Regions from separate parts of the Homo sapiens genome. Here region 2 is linked to region 1. A link is a loop called in an ENCODE intact Hi-C map of the cell type or tissue named here. Cell type or tissue: HCT116. All regions are shown on one strand. Each heading gives the region's core, and the rest is flanking DNA. Links, peaks and the distances in the headings are about the cores only. Region 1 overlaps RIOK1 (RIO kinase 1). Region 2 overlaps SSR1 (signal sequence receptor subunit 1).

Region 1 (11,270 bases), core at 1,352-9,351:
CAGGAGATCGAGACCATCTTGGCTAACAAGGTGAAATCCTGTCTCTACTAAAAATACAAAAAAATTAGCCGGGCTTGGCGGCGGGCGCCTGTAGTCCCAGCTACTCGGGAGGCTGAGGCAGGAGAATGGCGTGAACCCGGGAGGCAGAGCTTGCAGTGAGCCGAGATCGTGCCACTGCACTCCAGCCTGGGCGACAGAGCGAGACTCCATCTCAAAACAAACAAACAAAAACAAAAACAAAAAAACTTGTATCTTCTTAGAAAATGCCTCTAAACAGAAAGCCTTGTAAATGACTAACTCTATGTGGAGGCTGGGGCAGGAGGAATACTTGAGCCCAGGAGTCTATGCCTAGCCTGGGCAACATAGTAAGATGCTGTCTCTTTAAAAAAAAAAAAGAAGACAAGACTTTAATTGTGTGCTAACAGAATCATTAAAGATGTGAAGGACAGTACAAATATACTCAATGTTTTCTCTTTTTCAGCATAGTTCACTTTACCCTGGCGGCTCTTTGATGCTTCTGAAATAGGAATAGATTTTTCTTTTTACTGTATACATACTCCTTTTGCCAAAATACAGAATTGAATTTTGGTATTCAGGGGAAATGAAGAAAGTTTCACTGAGTAATGAAAAATCTACAATCATATCATAAAATCTGTTATTTAGAGAAACTACCTACTTAGGAATTTTCATGAAATTATCTACATTTAGAAGATTTTGGCTTCTCACTGAATTTTGAATGTGTCAACTATACGTTTTTGTTTTTGGTTAGGTATCGCATCAAAGATAAGGCAGACAGAGCAACTGTAGAACAGGTACAATTTAAATGTGTTGCAAACTCTTCTTTTTAATTAGCATTTCTTCTCTCTTTGAATTGTAGTTTGCTTTTATCCTTTTTGCTTAATGCTAATGTTACCTAAAATTACTCCTATATAAAATTATTCCTTTTTATAGTTTCGAGTTTAGAGACCTACATCTTGCTTTTATAGGACTATTGGATGAATTAGAGTCATGGTCCTTCAGTGGCCTTGCAGAGCCACCATGCGATGCTTTCCCTTCTTGGAGAGATTATCAGACCAGCAATCTTTTAGAAAAGGTCCGTAGGAATTTTGTGAGCTTTCCCAGAAGATAGGTAGGGTATCTGCCACAAAGCAGGAAGTGTGGGTGTAAAAGAGAGAGGGGCAGATAATGTCTTCAAATTTCCAGTTAGGAATCCTTTGTTTAGAAATTATGCTTGTTTTATTCTTTCTATTCAAGAATGGGGAAAAATTGGCCCCTAATTTTCCCACATTCCGAAGAATGTGATTGGATATTAGCCTTGGCCCAGATTTTTGATGTGAAGAAAGTGATAAAAAGAGTCAGAACATTTGCCTCTGCCACCTACCACTCCTTTCCACCACCCCCTCCCATATACACAAGCACATGTTCTGAATTCCACCATTAGACAGAAGCCGGGTCTGTGGTCTGTGTCTTCATTGTCCCCTAGTTTATTTTGTGATTTATTTCTGTAATTGAAAACAAAGTATGGTTCACCTCGGAAAAATGAGATAGCCTTAAGTTTCAAAGACCCTAAATAACTTTAGGGTTATTTTTGGCAGGAAATTCTTTTTCTCTTTCAAAATTAATTTTGAATGATAGAGTACATAGCTGGAGTCTTCAGCTGTCTATATAAAATATATGCTTGTGTGTAAATTTATCATTTCTCTTTCCCTGTTTTGTTCTTAAGCCATCTGGTTTGTTACTTCTTCCTATGCCCCTGACTTGTCTAACTGCCAACTTCGCAGAAGCACAGTTCTGTACCTAGAGGCCCATACTCAGCCAGCTGACTTCCCCTCTTTGCTTACCTGTGCAGTAGAGAAGAAATGGAAACTAGTGCCTTTTCATTCTTCTCTAGTTGCAATGGTCGTGATTTGGTTTTTAGTCCTATAGTCTTCCCAGGTGGTTTTGTTTATATTAACCTTAGGTTTGTGGTGTGACCCCAGCCACTTCATTGAAGGTGGACCCTAAAGTATAGTTGAGTTTGGCTAGTTTATAATACCGTCTCACCCCATGGGGGCTAGAGGGCCTGCCTGAGCCACAAGGAGTTATTGGTTGGTATCCTTAGAAATTGCATACAAATATTTGGCTGCTTTAGTTTCAGAGATAAACAAGAACAGCCTTTAAATTCACTGCCTTCTGTTTGTTAGAGAAGACTTTGAAATCCATTTTACTCAAGATTGATTATTCTGGCTTGAAGGAAATGCTTACCGTGATTTACTAATCTATAATGGCAGGGGTCTGCAGACTCTTGAAAGGGCCAACTAATAAATATGTGTGAGCATTGTGGCTCACATATAGTTTCTGTTGATTTTTTTTCAAAGCAATCATTTAAAAGTGTAAAACCCATTCTTAACTTGCAAGCTAAGGAAAAACAAGCTGTGGTCTGATTTGGTCCATGGGCCGGAGAGTGCTGACCCCTGATTTACAGCTGCCTGTCCACGACGGTAGCCACTGGGCACTTGAGATGTGGCCAGTCTGAATTGAGATGTGCTTTAAATGCAAAAGACACCGGAGTTTGGAGACTTAGTGTCAAAAACAAGGATTATCTCACTGATGACTTTTTATATTGATACAGGTTGAAATGATAGCGTTTTAGATATTTTGAGTTAAATAAAATATATTAAGATAATTTCACCTGATTCTGTTTACTTTCAGTGTAGTGACTAGAACAATGTAATACTATTTATGTAGTTTGCATTATACTTCTATTAGCTAATAGCCTAGAGTTCTGTTTCTCTTGAACTTGGTTGCCTTTGATTTCCATGACTGGATGAACTTGCTAGTTGGTTTTGCCTTTGGTTCCTTTGGCCTTTACCTGACATTTTACTGATTAACAATTAGAGTGAATAAAAGCACCAAATAGTGACTCTCATTTAGTCAACCAGGATAGCGTCGTACAGTTAAGCTCTGCTGTTTATTGATTGTCACAGGTTTTAATGAGGAAAATTTGGTACCGTCTTTTGGAACTTTTTAATTTTTGCATTTCTTTTTAGGTGTTGGATCCCAGAACAAGAATGATTTTATTCAAGATGTTGACTAGAGGAATCATAACAGAGATAAATGGCTGCATTAGCACAGGAAAAGAAGTGAGCTCTTCTTTGGATGATTGGATATTTAATTTTCTTATTTCAGATACCAGATGAAACTGGCACTTAGAACTACATTATGCCTTTAAGAAGAAAGAAAAACAAAGCCATACACATTAATATTCATGGTTAGAGAGGAAGTTGTACATATAACTACGCCCTTTTCACTACCGCTGCTGCATTGGATCATTGAGTCTAACTAGTTGTGCCCAGTAGTGAGTGAGATGGTCAGATTATTACAGGCCTGAGTTCTAATAAAATAAATTACTCATGGGGCCAGGGGTTTATGGTTATGTTTCTATGAGTCAGCAAGTCTTTCTTATTTTTTTCTTTACCTACGGGTATACTGCCTTCTGTTTGTTAGAGAAGACTCTGAAATCCTTTTGACTCAAAATTGACTACTCCAGCTTGAAGGAAACTCTTACTGTGATTTACTCAGCTATAATGGCAGGGGTCTGCAGGCTCTTGAAAGGGCCAGCTAATAAATATATGTGAGTGTTGTGGCTCAATATAGTTTCTGTTTTTGTTTTTTTTTTAAAGCAATTATTTAAAAGTGTAAAACCCATTCTGCTGGAAGCAATTCTCAGTAAAATTCAACTTATAAATCACTGGATTTTTAAATTTTTTTTAAACAGAGTCTTTTTTTTTTTTTTTTTTTGAGACAGTCTCCCAGGCTAGAGTGTGGTGGCATGTTCTCAGCTCACTGCAACCTCTGCCTCTCGGGTACAAGCAATTTTCCTGCCTCACCCTCCCGAATAGCTGGGACTACAGGCGTGCACCACCACACTCAGCTAATTTTTGTATTTGTAGTAGAGGCAGGGTTTTGCCATGTTGACCAGGCTGGTCTCAAATTTTTGGCCTGAAGTGATTCACCCGCCTTGGCCTCCCAAAGTGCTGCTATTACAGGCATGAGCCTCCACGCCTTGCCTAAATCACTGGATTTAAGAATGTCTTTAATTATTTTGCATATACTTGAGATATAAAAAAGTTTGAAACCACTTCTCCCCTATATTTAAATTGGATTTTACTGTACAGTCTTGCATTGCTTAATGAAGGGAATACTTTCTGAGAAATGCATCATTAGGCAAATTTGTCATTATGCGAAGAACATTATAGAGCATACTCATACAAACCTAGATAGTATAGCCTACTGCACTCTCAGGCTATACGGTAGTTCCGAATCTGTACAACAGGTTTCTGTACTGAATACTGTAACAATTGTAAGACAATGGTAAATATTTATCTATCTAAACATAGAAAAAGTACAGTAAAAATACCTGTTATAGTCTTACGGAATCACCTCATATATGCGGTCTGTCACCTGTCAGTAACTAAAACGTTATGTGGCACGTGACTGTATTTGTATATTGGAGCTATGTTTACTGTCCTTTTGATGTAATGTTTTACATTTTAATTCACATATTCAAAAGACAGTGGTATTCCTTATGCATGTTATTTCAGTTCACTTGACTTTTGAGGTTAGAATCAAATAGATTGAAAAAGTGGTTATTTAACATAAACTTCATTTTCTTTTTTTTTTGACTTAATATAGGCTAATGTATACCATGCTAGCACAGCAAATGGAGAGAGCAGAGCAATCAAAATTTATAAAACTTCTATTTTGGTGTTCAAAGATCGGGATAAATATGTAAGTGGAGAATTCAGGTAAGTTCAGATTTTTCCCTCCAGTTGGTTTAATTTCTATTTCCTAAAACATTAAAATAATAATGGAATGATTGAAATAATAAACATTTTTCTTATTCAAGATTTCGTCATGGCTATTGTAAAGGAAACCCTAGGAAAATGGTGAAAACTTGGGCAGAAAAAGAAATGAGGAACTTAATCAGGTGACTGTCTGGGATGTGTGTATGTCTGTCCTATGCCCTGTACATGAACATCAGCCCTTCCTCCCAGCAGATCCCAGTGTGGTTCTGCCCAAATGTAGGGACTTGTTAGGGCCTTTATTTCTATTAGGTCTGCTGAAGTAAGCAGAAGAAACACATGTCTGGACAAATAGAGATTGTTTCCTATTCTGTTGTTTTCTATTCTGAGAATCCATTTCAAAAGAATACTGCCACAATTCATATTTATTCCACGAAGCTAGATCATTTGGAAGGCCTTGTAAGCCATTGAAAATGTTTAGAATTTATACTGAGGATAATAAGGAACTGCTAAAGGATTTTAATCAGGAAAGTGACACAATCAGATGGTTATAATGCTCTGTCATGTTTTCGTAGGTATTGGAGTTTTCGACTAATCTTGTTAGGTCGTGAACTCTTTGTTTATCATAGTTTCCTTTTCTTAGTCCAGTTTTGGACACTTTTTTTATATTCTTTGTTTGCACTAACACCTTTTTATCAGGTAAAGGCCTCATCTAGTTGAGATCAAGTTTCCTGAAAATTATGGAGTTTTAAAAAATGTCTTATAACTTTTTATATGGTGTACACAGGTGACACATTGGATAGTGTAGTATTGAGCAAGTACTACTCGTTTTGAAAGTCTTTTGTGTTCAACAAGCTATTAGGTGTGAGTCCAACTATTTTTATTAAGCATTTTTCAGGCTATTCAACACAAAAGATACTTGTGGACCTATCTCCTCTATTTCCTCCATTGTAAGATGCACATTTTTTTCAGTTTAACATCTCTGGAATTGCTTTGGGTATTACAGGTTATGGGATGTAATAGTTGAATTGCTAGTGTTTTATCATTCTCGGTGGTACATAATGGTGCCACTTAAAATAATCTTAGAGTTTATGAAATATTATAATACATTTGAGAGGCCTTGGTGCTATTTCTTAACAGCAATATTAATCTTGGGACCTGCAGTTGTAATTTATTTAGATGCCTTTTCAACTTTTCAGTTGTCCTTTTATTTGTTATAATATCACAGGCTAAACACAGCAGAGATACCATGTCCAGAACCAATAATGCTAAGAAGTCATGTTCTTGTCATGAGTTTCATCGGTAAAGATGACATGTAAGTACATGGAAGGGCTAATAATTGCATTCTCAGAACTGTATTTTTAAGTTCTTTGAGTTTATCCACTATATGAATATTTCCCATTTGAATAACTTATTAATCTTTCCCACTATATTAGTGAATAAGTGTTATCAATGTATTCTACCTTTTCAAGTCTGAAAATGCTTCAGAATGAGGAGCAAGTTAGTCCTGTGTTGGAGGGTGGTCTTATACAGTGTGTTGGGAAAGCATCTATTTGCCGGTACCTTCTTGGTTTATGTGCATTGAGACAGATTGTCCCACATACAGCTCACATGATGAGTTGTAGAAGAGAAGGGCATGTAACAGTATAGTAAGAAGCAAGAAAACTTGTTCTTGGTCATTTTATCTTAGTTCTTTTCATTCAAGGCCTGCACCACTCTTGAAAAATGTCCAGTTATCAGAATCCAAGGCTCGGGAGTTGTACCTGCAGGTCATTCAGTACATGAGAAGAATGTATCAGGATGCCAGACTTGTCCATGCAGATCTCAGTGAATTTAACATGCTGTGAGTGTATTTTGTCTCTTAAGAACTGCCTGTCAGTTGTTTCGTGTCCTTTAAAATGATAAACAAAATCCCAATCCAAGAAGTCACACTAACTTCTGAAGTTTTATTGTTGACTTCCAAATGGTATAAGATAGGATTCCTTTTTTCAGTGACCTTAGTCACCGAATTGACTGCTTGGATCATTAACAGTGAATGGATTTTGGAAATTTTCCCAGTTCCATCTGTTAGTCAAGATTGCCTCATCTTATCTACCTTGGTGATTTTGTGAGCTACTTCCCTTGCTTTTAAGAGTAGAATTTATTTTAAACGAAAAACATAGTAAAGTAATACCATCCCACAGCTTCTGTGTCTCTGGCCCATAGGTACCACGGTGGAGGCGTGTATATCATTGACGTGTCTCAGTCCGTGGAGCACGACCACCCACATGCCTTGGAGTTCTTGAGAAAGGATTGCGCCAACGTCAATGGTGAGTAGAAACGGCAATTTTCGAAACAGCTCATTGGTCTGTTTTGGTTTTGTACTCAGTTAAGCTGTTGGCGTAAAATTTTCTCACTAAATTGTTTGGTGCAGTGATGCTTAAACCATTTGCTGGGAGATGGTATGTAATTTTATCTCCTTGTTTCTCTATAAGGTAGTTGGAATAATAATATTTTTCCTCATAAAAGCTGTCATTAACGTTTTTCCTTCTGACAGATTTCTTTATGAGGCACAGTGTTGCTGTCATGACTGTGCGGGAGCTCTTTGAATTTGTCACAGATCCATCCATTACACATGAGAACATGGATGCTTATCTCTCAAAGGTAAGATGGGGAGAGGAAGGAGGAATAGGAAATAGCAGTACAGGTGCAGTATCTCTTATCTCAAGTGCTTGGGACCAGAAGTGTTTTGGATTTTGGATTTTTTCCAGTTTTGAAATATCTGCCTTGTACTTACCCTAGTTGAGCATCCGAAATATCAAAATCCAAAATCCTCACTGCTCCATTTCACATTTCATTTGAGCATAATGTTGGTGCTCAAAAAGTTTCGGATTTTGGAGTATTTCAGATTTTTGATTTTTAGATTTGGGATGCTAACCAGTAATTGCATTTGCTTGACACTTCTGAGGGACCCAGATTGCATAGTGTAGTTTATTCATTTTGACAGCTTCCTGAGACCTTTTCCTTCCTACTTAACAGATGAAGAATCAAAAATACAGCACAACAGCCAATGGTAAAGCCAGGGGTTTTTTTTTTTTCCTTTTTTTTTTTTTTTTCTTCTCCTGAGTCAACTTGATATCCAAGCTTTTTACTTCAATTATCTGGCAAGATTACATAGACTGTCAAAGTTTGTGAAAGTTTAGCAAGAAAACTGTCAGTTTTTTGGTCATTAATTCTTTTCCCTTGTTTCTCAGGGGCCTTTCTCTTTTTTTCTTTTCTTTCTTTTTCTTTTTTCTTTTCTTTCTTTCTTTTTTTTTCTTTTTTGAGACAGGATCCCACTCTGTCACGCAGGCTGGAACATAGTGGCGCACTCTTGGTTCACTGCAACCTCTGCCCCTCAGGGTCAAGTGATCCTCCCAGCTCAGTCTCCGAGTAGCTAGGACTACAGGCACACGCCACCACACCTAGCTAATTTTTATATTTTTTGTAGAGACAGGGTTTCATCATGTTGCCCAGGCTAGTCTTGAAATCTTGGCCTCAGGTGACCCACCTGCCTCAGCCTCCCAAAGTGCTGGGATTACAGGTGTGAGCCACGACGCCCGGCCTCAGAGGCCTTTCTGAATATAGAATTTTTTAGAATTCTGGTAAAAGACATAATATAAAATTTAATGCTTTAACCATTTGAATGTATGGTTCAGTGGCATTAAGTACATTCACATTGTGGTACAAACTATCACCACTGTCTATCTCCACACCTGTTACATCATCCCAAACTGATATTCTGTACCCATTAAGTAACAACTTCCCATCCCCTGGCAATCACCATTCTACTTTCTGTCTTTGTGAATTCACCTACTCTAGGTACCTCTTATAAGTGGAATCATATAGTATTTGTCTTTTTGTGTCTGGCTTATTTCACTTAGTATGATGTCTTCAAGATTCATCCATGTTATAGCATGTGACAGGATATCTTTTTCTTTTTTTGTTTGAGACAGGGTCTCACTCTGTCACCAGGCTAGAGTGCAGTGGCGTGATCTTGGCTCACTGCAACCTCTGCCTTCGGGTTCAAGCAATTCTACCACCCTGGCCTCCCTGAGTAGCTGGGACTACAGGTGCGAGCCACTACACCCGGCTAATTTGGGTATTTTTTGGTAGAGACAGGGTTTCACCATGTTGGCCAGGCTGGTCTCCAACTCCTGGCCTTAAGTGACCCGCCTGCATCGGCCTCCCGAAGTGCTGGGATTGCAGACATGAGTCACCACGCCTGGCCTAGGATTTCTTCTTTTAAGGCTGAATAATGGTCCAGTGTATGTATATACTATATTTTGTTTATCCATTCATCTGTGGATGGACATACGGGTTGCTTATACCTTCTGGCTATTCTGAATAATGCTGCTATGAACATGGATGTATAAATATCTCTTCAAGATGCTGCTTTCAGTTCTTTCGAATATACACCCAGAAGTAGAATTGCTGGATCAAATGATATTTCTATTTTCAAGTTTCTGAGGAACCCACCATACTGTTTACTGTAGTGGCTGCACCATTTTACATTACCACCAACAATGCACAAGGGTTTTAATCGCTCCACATCCTCACCAGCACTTACTAATCTCCATACCCTCACCAACACCTATTATTTTGTTTTTTGTTTTGTTTTGACAATGAGAGACCCCCTAATGAGTGTGAGGTGTATGTTATTATGGTTTTGGTTTGTGTTTCCCTGATTACTAGTGACGTTGAGCATCTTTTCATGTGCTTCTTGCCCATTTATATATTTTCTTTGGAGAAATGTCTTTTTTTTTTTTTTTAAGAGACAGGGTCTCTCTGTTACCCAGTCTGAAGTACAGTGGTACAATCCTGTCTCACTACAGTCTCAACCTTCTAGACTCAAGCAGTTCTCCTGCCTCAGCTGCTTCAGCCTGCTGAGACTATAGGTGCAGACCATGACACCCAGCCAATTTTTTTTTTCTTTTTCATTTTGTTGGGACAGGGTCTCACTGTGTTTTCCAGTCTGGTCTTAGACTCCTGGGCTTAAGCACTCCTTCTGTCTCGGCCTCTCAAAGTTCTGGGGTTGCAGGCATGAGCCACAGTGTCCAGCCCCATGTCTTTTTTTTAATCAGGTTTGGTTTTTTTTGTTGAGTTGTTTGTATTTTCTGGATATGTCAGATACGTGATTTGCAAATGTTTATTCCCATTCTGTGACTTGTCTTTTCACTCTGTTGATTGCAAGCTTTGATGCACAGAAGTTTTAAATTTTGATGTGATCCAGTTTATCTATTTTTATTTTTGTCTCTGAATCATAGAGTTTTGAACACATGGCATGTATGCCTCTACACAGGTTTTCAGGTTTGTTTGTTTTTGAGATGGAGTCTCGTTCTGTTGCCCAGGCTGGAGTGCAATGGCACAATCTCAGCTCACTGTAACCTCCACCTCCTGGATTCAAGTGATTCTCCCACCTCAGCCTCCTGAATAGCTGGGATTATGGGCACCTGCCATCATGCCCAGCTAATTTTTGTATTTTTGTAGAGATAAGGTTTCACCATGTTGGCCATGGCAAGTCTCGAACTCCTGACCTCAGGAGATCCGCCTGCCTCGGCCTCCCAAAGTGCTGGGATTACAGGCATAAGTCGCCTTGCCTGGCCAGGTCTTCAGGTTTTATCCTGTCCTTTCCTCTTTTTCCATTTCCTTGCAATACCTTCCCATTTCTGCCTTTGCTCAACTTTGCTCCGCCTGGTGAACTTTAAAGCTCCAGTTAGAAAGCTCTCTGGAGGGGTATTTCAGCAGAAATTGTTTTCATAGGTGTAGTCTCCTACAACTATAATAGAAGTAGTCACACTGTGTCACTTATTATACTAAGTCCCTAATTCTGTCACCCTCAATTATGAACTTTTATGGAACAGGAGTTTTCTCTATTGCCAAGTACCCAATATCTGGCCCATAGTAGGCAATCACATCTGTTAATGGAATAAATAAGTGTGTCATTTTTATTCCTCAACTTTTTAACTTAGCACTGACTTTCTTTTTCTTTTTCTTTTTTTTTTTTTTAAATGGAGTTTCCCTCTTGTTGCCCAGGCTGGAGTGCAGTGGGGCAATCTCGGCTCACTGCAACCTTTGCTTCCTGGGTTCAAGCGATTCTCCTGCCTCAGCCTCCCGAGTAGCTGGGATTACAGGCATGCGCCCCCATGCCCAGCTAATTTTGTATTTTTAGTAGAGATGGGGTTTCTCCATGTTGGTCAGGCTGGCCTTGAACTCCTGACCTCAGGTGATCCATCCGCCTCGGCCTCCCAAAGTGCTGGGATCATAGGTGTGAGCCACCGCACCCGGCCTCTTTTATTTATTTATTTTTTTGACGGAGTTTCGCTCTTGTCACCCAGGCTGGAGTGCAGTGTGCAATTTCGGCTCACTGCAATCTCCGCCTCCCAGGTTAAAGCAGTTCTTCTGCCTCAGCCTCCCCAGTAGCTGGGATTACAGGCACCCAGTAGCTGGGATTACAGGAGCCCACCA
Region 2 (8,000 bases), core at 1-8,000, 110 kb before region 1:
GACCTACCAGGCTCAAGCAATCCTCCCACCTCAGCCTAGGCGCACGTCAACACATGTATTTTTTTTTCATTCTTTGTAGAGATGGGGTCTCACTATGTTGCCAAGGCTAGTCTCAAACTCCTGGGCTCAGGCGATCCTCCTGCCTCAGCCTCCCAAAGTGCTGGGATTACAGGTGTGAACCACCACGCCTGGCCAAATATTGTATTTTTTATCTGCTTTTGGTTGCAGATGTGGAACCCACCAATATACCGAGGGTCAATTATATTGAAAAAATCTGTATATAAAGTGAAACCCAAGCAGTTCAAACCTGTGTCTTTCAAGGGTCAACTATGAATATGTATAAAGGAGCTGAACCTCATTCTTAAAGAAATGCAAATGAAACAGTAAGACACTCATTTTATATCATACCGACAGATTAAATAGGCAATATTGTGCATGGTTGAGAACATAAATTGGCACTACCTTTTTTTCCCCTTTTAGGAGGGAAATGGGGTCCCTTCCATAAAAATTCAGTGTATTTAATCTTAGACCTAGTTACTCTACCTTTAAGAAGTTATCCTATAAATTTATATATAAGAATATTCATTACAGTATCATCTGTAGGAGTGAAAAAATAAAAGTAACCAATATCCTTCCAATACAGAACAGGTTTAATCTATCATGACATACATATATATATAAAATAATATTGTCTAGTTGTAAAAAAACAGTTTAGTAAATATTTATGTAGTTACTACAAAGAGACATCCAAGGTATGAAAACTGAAGTTGTAGACAGCATGATGCAATCTGAACTAAATACTCACATAAAAACAATAGGCGTATATGCTTATAGATATATAGAAATTAATGGAAAATATAAACATAATACCATTTATGAAAAATAGGGCCGGGCGTGGTGGCTCACGCCTGTAATCCCAGGACTTTGGGAGGCCGAGGCTAGCGGATCACTTGAGGTCAGGAGGTCGAAGCCAGCCAGGCCAACATGGTGAAACCCTGTCTCTACTAAAAATACAAAAAAAATTAGCCGGGCGTGGTGGCACGTGCCTGTAATCCCAGCTACTTGGGAAGCTGAGGCAGGAGAATCACTCGAACCCAGGAGGCGGAGGTAGCAGTGAGCCAAGACCATGCCACTGCACTCCAGCCTGGGCGACAGAGCAAGATTCCATCTCAAATAAATAAATAAATAAATAAATAAATAGGATTAATGAAGTCAGGAATTGACTTATTTTTTTCACTTCTGTACTATTTAATTTTTTATAATGAGGCTGCATTGGTTTTATAATAAACATTTTTAAAATGTCCTACAATTGAAGAAACATTTCTATATTCTTTTATAAAGGTTAGTATTTTAACTGAATATGTAATAAAACTGAAATGTATCTGTAAAATAAATTGTCGGGTAATATTTTAGGTTTATTCTTTCAAGTTATACTGGGTAGTTTTTCTAATAAAATGTAGTAAGAAAAATTGTTCCATTACTCATTAAACTTGACGTAAAATATTTACGTGCTATTTGAGAGCCCCCAATTCTCTAGCAAAAACCATTAAAAAAATTAAATGCCTCACCTCTTCTACTCTGCACTGAAGCAACAGAAAGAAAAGAGACAGGAAATGGATTAGGAACACAGAAAATTCACACATTCATAAATAAGCTGCAGATCTGGAAGAATTTCCAAATTAAAGCATAAGAAGACTACACACTGAATAAACCTTTAAGGTCTTAATTAATCACTATACTAGATTCTACACAAGTAATGGAAAAGATGAATGTTAAATAGTACTGAAAAAGTTTTTTTTTTAAACTAAATCTAAGGTATTTAATTTCCACTTAAGAGAAAAACTTCCCAGCCAAGTCTGTAAGACTACTTACTGATTTGATTCAATGTTTCCTGAGGAATCCAACTCATGTCAACATCATTCTGACTTGATGTACCCATTTCTACTTTCTGTATGGGTCTCTTACGCTAAAAGAACATAAAGACATATTTTAAAGGAGTTCCGTTACACCATTTACTTAATATTTTTTAAAAAAGAGTTGAGGTCTTGCTATGTTGCCCAGGCTGCCTGGAACTCCTGGGCTCAAGCAATCCTCCTGCCTGAGCCTCCCAAGTAGCTGGGACTATAGGCACATACTATCATGACCAGCTGTTTACTCTAATTTTTAAAACACCTATCAAATTACTTAATTTAAATATCTTGGTAAACAAGTTATATTCTCTTCTAGTCTTCCTAGAACATACTTCTACTCAAATACTTTATTAAAGGGAAGGAGAAAATCATGTCTAGTACTGATGATAAAGAATAAATCTTCATCACATTTATTTTCAGGCTTTAAAGACCTTTCCCCTTGCTATAAAGGTTCATGTTATGTACCACTGGTGGACCACATAAGAGTATCTATTTATACAATGACTTTATTTCCCTTTAGGAATCAAATTGTAATCAAAGAATAAATTTATTTCTATATTCAACAAAATTCAGGATAACTGCTGATATGTTACATGCAGGCAGTTTCTGCATCGTAAGCTAAATACAATTAAACAGTTGGCACAGACAAAACAAAACGAAACCATAAAATCTCATTAAGCTAACCACCTCAATTTAAGAACTTCAAACTTTCTCCCTAGAGTATTTACAGCAAAACTGCTAGAAAGTAAAAATGACTCATTTAGCCTTGCTTTAAAAAAAAACCCAAGAAACCAACAAACCTCAGTTTATCTACATAAGAAACAGTATTAATTATATAATCCGTAAGTTAGAACCTAAGTACATGGAGAGATAACTTAAAAATAGTTTCATTTAAATAGAAGAAAAATGGAGATGCAGTTATACCTAATATACAAATTTACAGCAAAAATTCCAACCATTATGACAATGAGGCAAAGCGAGTTTTAGAAATTAACATTTAAACACAAAGTATTTCTCTTTTAAAGAGAAAGAGCTTATTAATAACATTCATTGTTAATTTTAATATAGATTTGACTGCCTGACTAAAGGCTTAATAAATAATCGCCAAAATGATTAGCAACTGTTTAGGGTCTAATGAATTATATTAACATATTTGATAAAATTGTTTATATTTTCCCACTGAGAGAAATAGTATAGGTTTTGTTTTTGTAGGCTGGAGGGAAGGAAAGGAGGAGGGTGAGTGAGGGAAGGAAAGGAGGAGGGTGAGTGAGGGAAGGAAAGGAGGAGGGTGAGTGAGGGAATGGGGAAGAGGAGGGAAATAAGGATGTGGTAGGGAATGAATCCAGAGTGAGAACCATGATCGTGGCAGACCCTAGGTGTTACCATTTTATTACTCTAACCACAAAAACAGAATTTTGACTGAGAGAACAAAATGTATTAGTTCTTTTTCCAATGAAAGGACTTGTTTATTAATTAAGGATTGTTTCTATAATTAAGAGTATTAACGCAGGCTGAGTGTGGTGGCTCATGCCTACAATTCCAACACTTTGGGAAACCAACATGAGAGGACAGCTTGAGCCCAGGAGTTCGAGACCAGCCTGGGCAACATGGCGAAACCCTGTCTCTACAAAACATACAAAAATTAGCTGGGTGTGGTGGCGTGCACCTGTAGTTCGACTACTCAGGAAGCTGAGGTGGGAGGATGACTTGAGCCCCGAAGGCGGAGGTTGCAGTAAGCAAGATTGTGCCACTGCACTCCATCCTGGATGAAAGAGCCAGACTGTCTCAAAAAAAAAAAAAAAAAAAAGAATATTAAAGAAAATATAAAAGCTAGGTTACTTGCAGATAAAATAGCATACCCATTAAAAAGTAAAGTAAACAGAACAATAAAATCTGAGTTTAGGGAATAAAAATTCTAGCATTTAGAGCTACAATACCAATCCAAAGGTAAATATCACTCTGGAGGGCACAAAGGACAATAAATAATTGTATGTGTGTATGAAAGTCTAAATGAGGCCAGGTGCAGTGGCTCACACCTGTAATCCCAACACTTTGGGAGGCCAAGGTGGGCAGATTGCTCGAGTTCAGGAGTTTGAGACCAGCCTGGGCATATGGCAAAACCCTGCCTCTACAAAAAATTTTAAAATTAGCGGGGTGTGGTGGCATACACCTATGGTCCCAGCTAACCGGGAGGCTGAGTTGAGAGGATCACTTGAGCCCAGGAGGTTGAGGCCACAATGAGCTAAGATCACACCACTGCACACTCCAGCCTTGGGTGACAAAGTAAGACTCTGTCTCCAGAAAAAAAAAGAAAGTAAGTTTAAATGAATCAATTTACATATCTAAGGCTTCAGGTTTTATTTTAAAAAGGTACAACAAAGTTCTACGTATACAAACCCACAGTGACAGTATGAGGCCGAAGAACTAGACTGCTTAACTTAGTACTTAACAACTTTTGAAACACGGCTGTAAGAGGTGTTCATCCATAATTACCTTTCTAGATTCTAGGAGTTGATGAAGGCCAACAATAACCAGAAGCCCAAGACCAGCAAGGAACATATACATAAAGATTCTGGTACAAAAGGAGAAAATATGAACTGTCTTTAATTCAGAGGAAATACCACGTCTAATTACAACTATAATTATAACACATAATAGAAGCTTTCCAAATAACTTGTGGCGAAAAGGAATAAAATGCTTTGTATTCAACTTAAATCCAGGTAGTTAAGTTTTATAAATTACCTTTAAGAGCAATTAGTCAATTAAAAAAAACTCTATGATTGAAAATAGAATTACAATTTATGCTCTATTCAAAAGCTTGGTTTATAAAATAATTGCATTAGCTTTCATCTCCCTGGAATATTACATTATTTTGCACAATCCAATTTAAAAATTACCTTAAGTGAATTATATATAAGTTTAGAGTAAAAAAAGATTCATCATTCAGAAAGAACACTTACATTTTTCAAGATAAAATCTTCTAACTTATGTTTTCAATAGTAATTTCAGAGGCACGAGACTTAGTTTAGGCTGGTGAACAGTTTATAAGCATGAGGTAGAAAATTTAGATGAGAGGAAGGACAGAAAGCCAATACTAACTTTTAAAGAGATTCTTCCATCAGTTTCAACTATCTTTCCTAATTTGACTTTTATAGTTATAAGAATCATCTGAAGTATGAATGAATATCGTAAGGATTTCACCAAATCTATACAGTTCATTCCATCGTCAACATCTAAAACAATGCTGAAACAGAGCAAGCTTTCCAGTCTTACTTTACGAGCAAAATCAAGATCTACATACTACAACTTTCACTTACGTTTCTCCATCTAACCCATCCTCTCTTTCAATAACTGTAACTGTTTGATTGAAGACTGCATCTTGGAATACATTGCCCTGTTTAAGAAAATAAAATAATCAGAAAAATCTAAATGCAATAAAGGAAGTAAAACATGTAACATTACTTAAAACAGTTACTCTAACAGATTGAATATAGCCTTCCCATCACTTAGAAGACTCAACAAATTCATATGTAACTGCAATATTCTGTGGCAGGGACTCAACATTGTTATTTTCTCACATGAAATAAAGTCTCTGGGCCAGGTGAGATGGCGTATGCCTGTGGTCCCAGGTACTCGGGGGCTGAGGCAGGAGGACTGCTTGAACCCAGGACTTGTGAGTCCAGCCTAGCAAACATAGCGAGATCCACACCCCTTTAAAAAAAGTCACCGACTTTGCCAAAGTTGTCCCCTGAATTTTCTTCTGGGGTAGGGGTGGTGGTGTGAGGACCCAGAGAGTAAAATAAAAATGAGATAAAACGTGCAGAAAGAAACAAAGCTCACAGCATTCTTACGCCAACAAGCTTTACCTTCTGTTGTTTGCAATCCTTCAAAACAAGGAAGGAAGAGTACAGCGGCAGCTGCAGAAGCAGGTCATTTTAAGAACTAGATCGGAACAAAAGTTAAATTCATGTTCTAAAATGACAGTGGTGCCGGGTGCGGTGGCTCACACCTGTAATCTCAGCACTTTGGCAGGCCAACCGAGGCAGATCACCTGAGATCAGGAGTTCAAGACCAGCCTGGCCAACATGGAGAAACCCCCTCTCTACTAAAAATACAAAATTAGCCGGGTATGGTTGCGCATGCCTGTAATCACAGCTACTCAGGTGGCTGAGGCAGGAGAATCACTTGTGCCCAGAAGGCAGAGGTTGTGATGAGCCGAGATCACTCCAGCCTGAGCAACAAGAGCGAAACTCCCACCTCAAAAAAAAAAAAAAAGACAGTGGGCTGGAAACCAATTTCTTCATAATAAATGGGATGGTCACTTTAGGTATGAAAATATTTTTATGTTGTGGTCTTGAAATAATTTTATCAGTTCACAATTTCAGTTTTCAAATGCATTAGACTCACTGGGGCAATACACAGCTATTCTTCACAAAGGTAGTACATTGTCAAAACTGTCACTTATTGCTAAACTGTAATTATGTAAGTTTTACTTCAAGATCCTTCAATTTGCATTCCTCTATTGATAATTTCAGGAATAATACACAGATTAAAAAAAAAGTGGTACAGGTGAATTTAAAAGAAGGAACTAAAACTTCATATATACCTGTTGGATTAAATTTTATTCTACTCAAAAACAAGCTAAAATCAGTAATTCTTTAAGCTACTTAACTATAGAGTTAAGTAATAACTGTAAGTTATTATTTTGAGGACAGGATGAAAATACTTCCTTTTCTCTACTAAGTAATCAGAAAAAAGAAAACTTGATTGCAGCACTAGAAATTTAACTCAGACACAAGGTAAACATGTTAACACCAGGGTAATGAAAAGGTTGAATTAGCTTCCAAGAGAAAATAAAATTTCCTCGTCTGAAAACTTTTTGACAGAGGAATGGTTTAGATGTGCTCTCATTTAGAGGACCTATTTCTACTAGGGTTCTCTCATTCAGTCATTGATGACTGATATATAGTATACATTATTAAAAATCATAAGGCATCAGAGCTTATATTAGGACATTTGGTTCTCCTAAATCAAAAAGTAAATGATAAACCTTGCTGCTGAAACTACATTGAAAATATATGGTTCTATTTTATCTATGAGTACATAAAATGATGGGAAAACAATTATAGACAGTCTTTAAATTTACAAACAGAAGTAGTAAAATGGGCAAAATGCAAGCAACAAAAGGAGGTACAAAACAAATTATTTGACAGATCTTTTATTCTTTTTTTGAGATGGAGTCTCACTCTGTGGCCCAGGCTGGAGTACAATGGTGCGATCTCAGCTCACTGCAACCTCCGCCTCCCAGGTTCAAGTGATTCTCCTGCCTCAGCCTCCCGAGTAGCTGGGATTACAGGCGACTGCCACCATGCCCAGCTAATTTTTGTATTTTTAGTAGAGACAGGGTTTCACCAGGTTGGCCAGGCTGGTCTCGAACTCCCGACCTCAGGTGATCCACCCACCTCAGCTTCCCAAAGTGCTGAGATTACAGGTGTGAGCCACTGTACCCAGCAACAGATCTTAACATCTGAATAAGCTGTAGACTCCATTGTGTGTCTTACTGCTCCTTTTCCCATTAAGATCCGGCTCATAGCTTTACTTACATCTCCATTTTCACTTCCACTCCCACACAATAGCACCTTATTCCCCTTATCTCTAGTATGCATCACTTATCAGCATGTTCTAGTGCCTGTTTTCATATGCCTCCCCCACTGGATTAGACTTGAAGAAGAAACGTGCAATTTATCTTTGCTTCCCTGGTGGCTATCACAGGTTCAACCACAAAACAGGCAACTGAATGAACAGATATATTCTATTAAACAACGTCACCGCCCCCATCCATCTCTAACTTAAACAAAAAGAAGGTTTAGAGGATCTTACGTTCAAATCTTTGTAGTTCAGATTGATGACCAAACCAAATGGTCGTCCGCCCATGGGCTCTGCAGGAATGAAAGAGTACTCAAAAGTTGCCTGTCTCTGGGGTGGCACTACAGTGTTCAGAGGAAGAGCTGTGAAATTCTGGATATAAAACTGGTAGTCCTGAGGATAACGGAATGAGGCATCTAAGGATTCAACAATAAAATCTTCTGT

What was found. A loop is a pair of places that touch in the nucleus more often than their neighbours do. Peaks named below come from ENCODE experiments on the same cell type or tissue, not always from the same donor. Only the 100,000 strongest peaks of a DNase experiment are listed, where the experiment ranks them.
Region 2: a loop joins it to region 1, with 2.7 times the contacts of the local background. A loop is called at or near these places in 19 of 110 quality-filtered maps.

Annotation. Positions count from the first base shown.
Region 1 is chr6:7,397,929-7,409,198 of GRCh38, forward strand. RIOK1 (RIO kinase 1) reads left to right here. Exons shown (of 17, transcript NM_031480.3): 5 at 770-812; 6 at 3,030-3,122; 7 at 4,675-4,787; 8 at 4,889-4,969; 9 at 6,013-6,099; 10 at 6,490-6,627; 11 at 6,990-7,093; 12 at 7,321-7,427. Among named protein-coding and RNA genes, the nearest start is that of RIOK1, 14 kb to the left of the region's middle. In HCT116, for the core only: no CTCF peak of the experiment used is centred there; no DNase peak of the experiment used is centred there.
Region 2 is chr6:7,293,520-7,301,519 of GRCh38, forward strand. SSR1 (signal sequence receptor subunit 1) reads right to left here. Exons shown (of 8, transcript NM_003144.5): 4 at 7,791-8,000; 5 at 5,228-5,304; 6 at 4,404-4,482; 7 at 1,873-1,966. Among named protein-coding and RNA genes, the nearest start is that of SSR1, 16 kb to the right of the region's middle. In HCT116, for the core only: no CTCF peak of the experiment used is centred there; no DNase peak of the experiment used is centred there.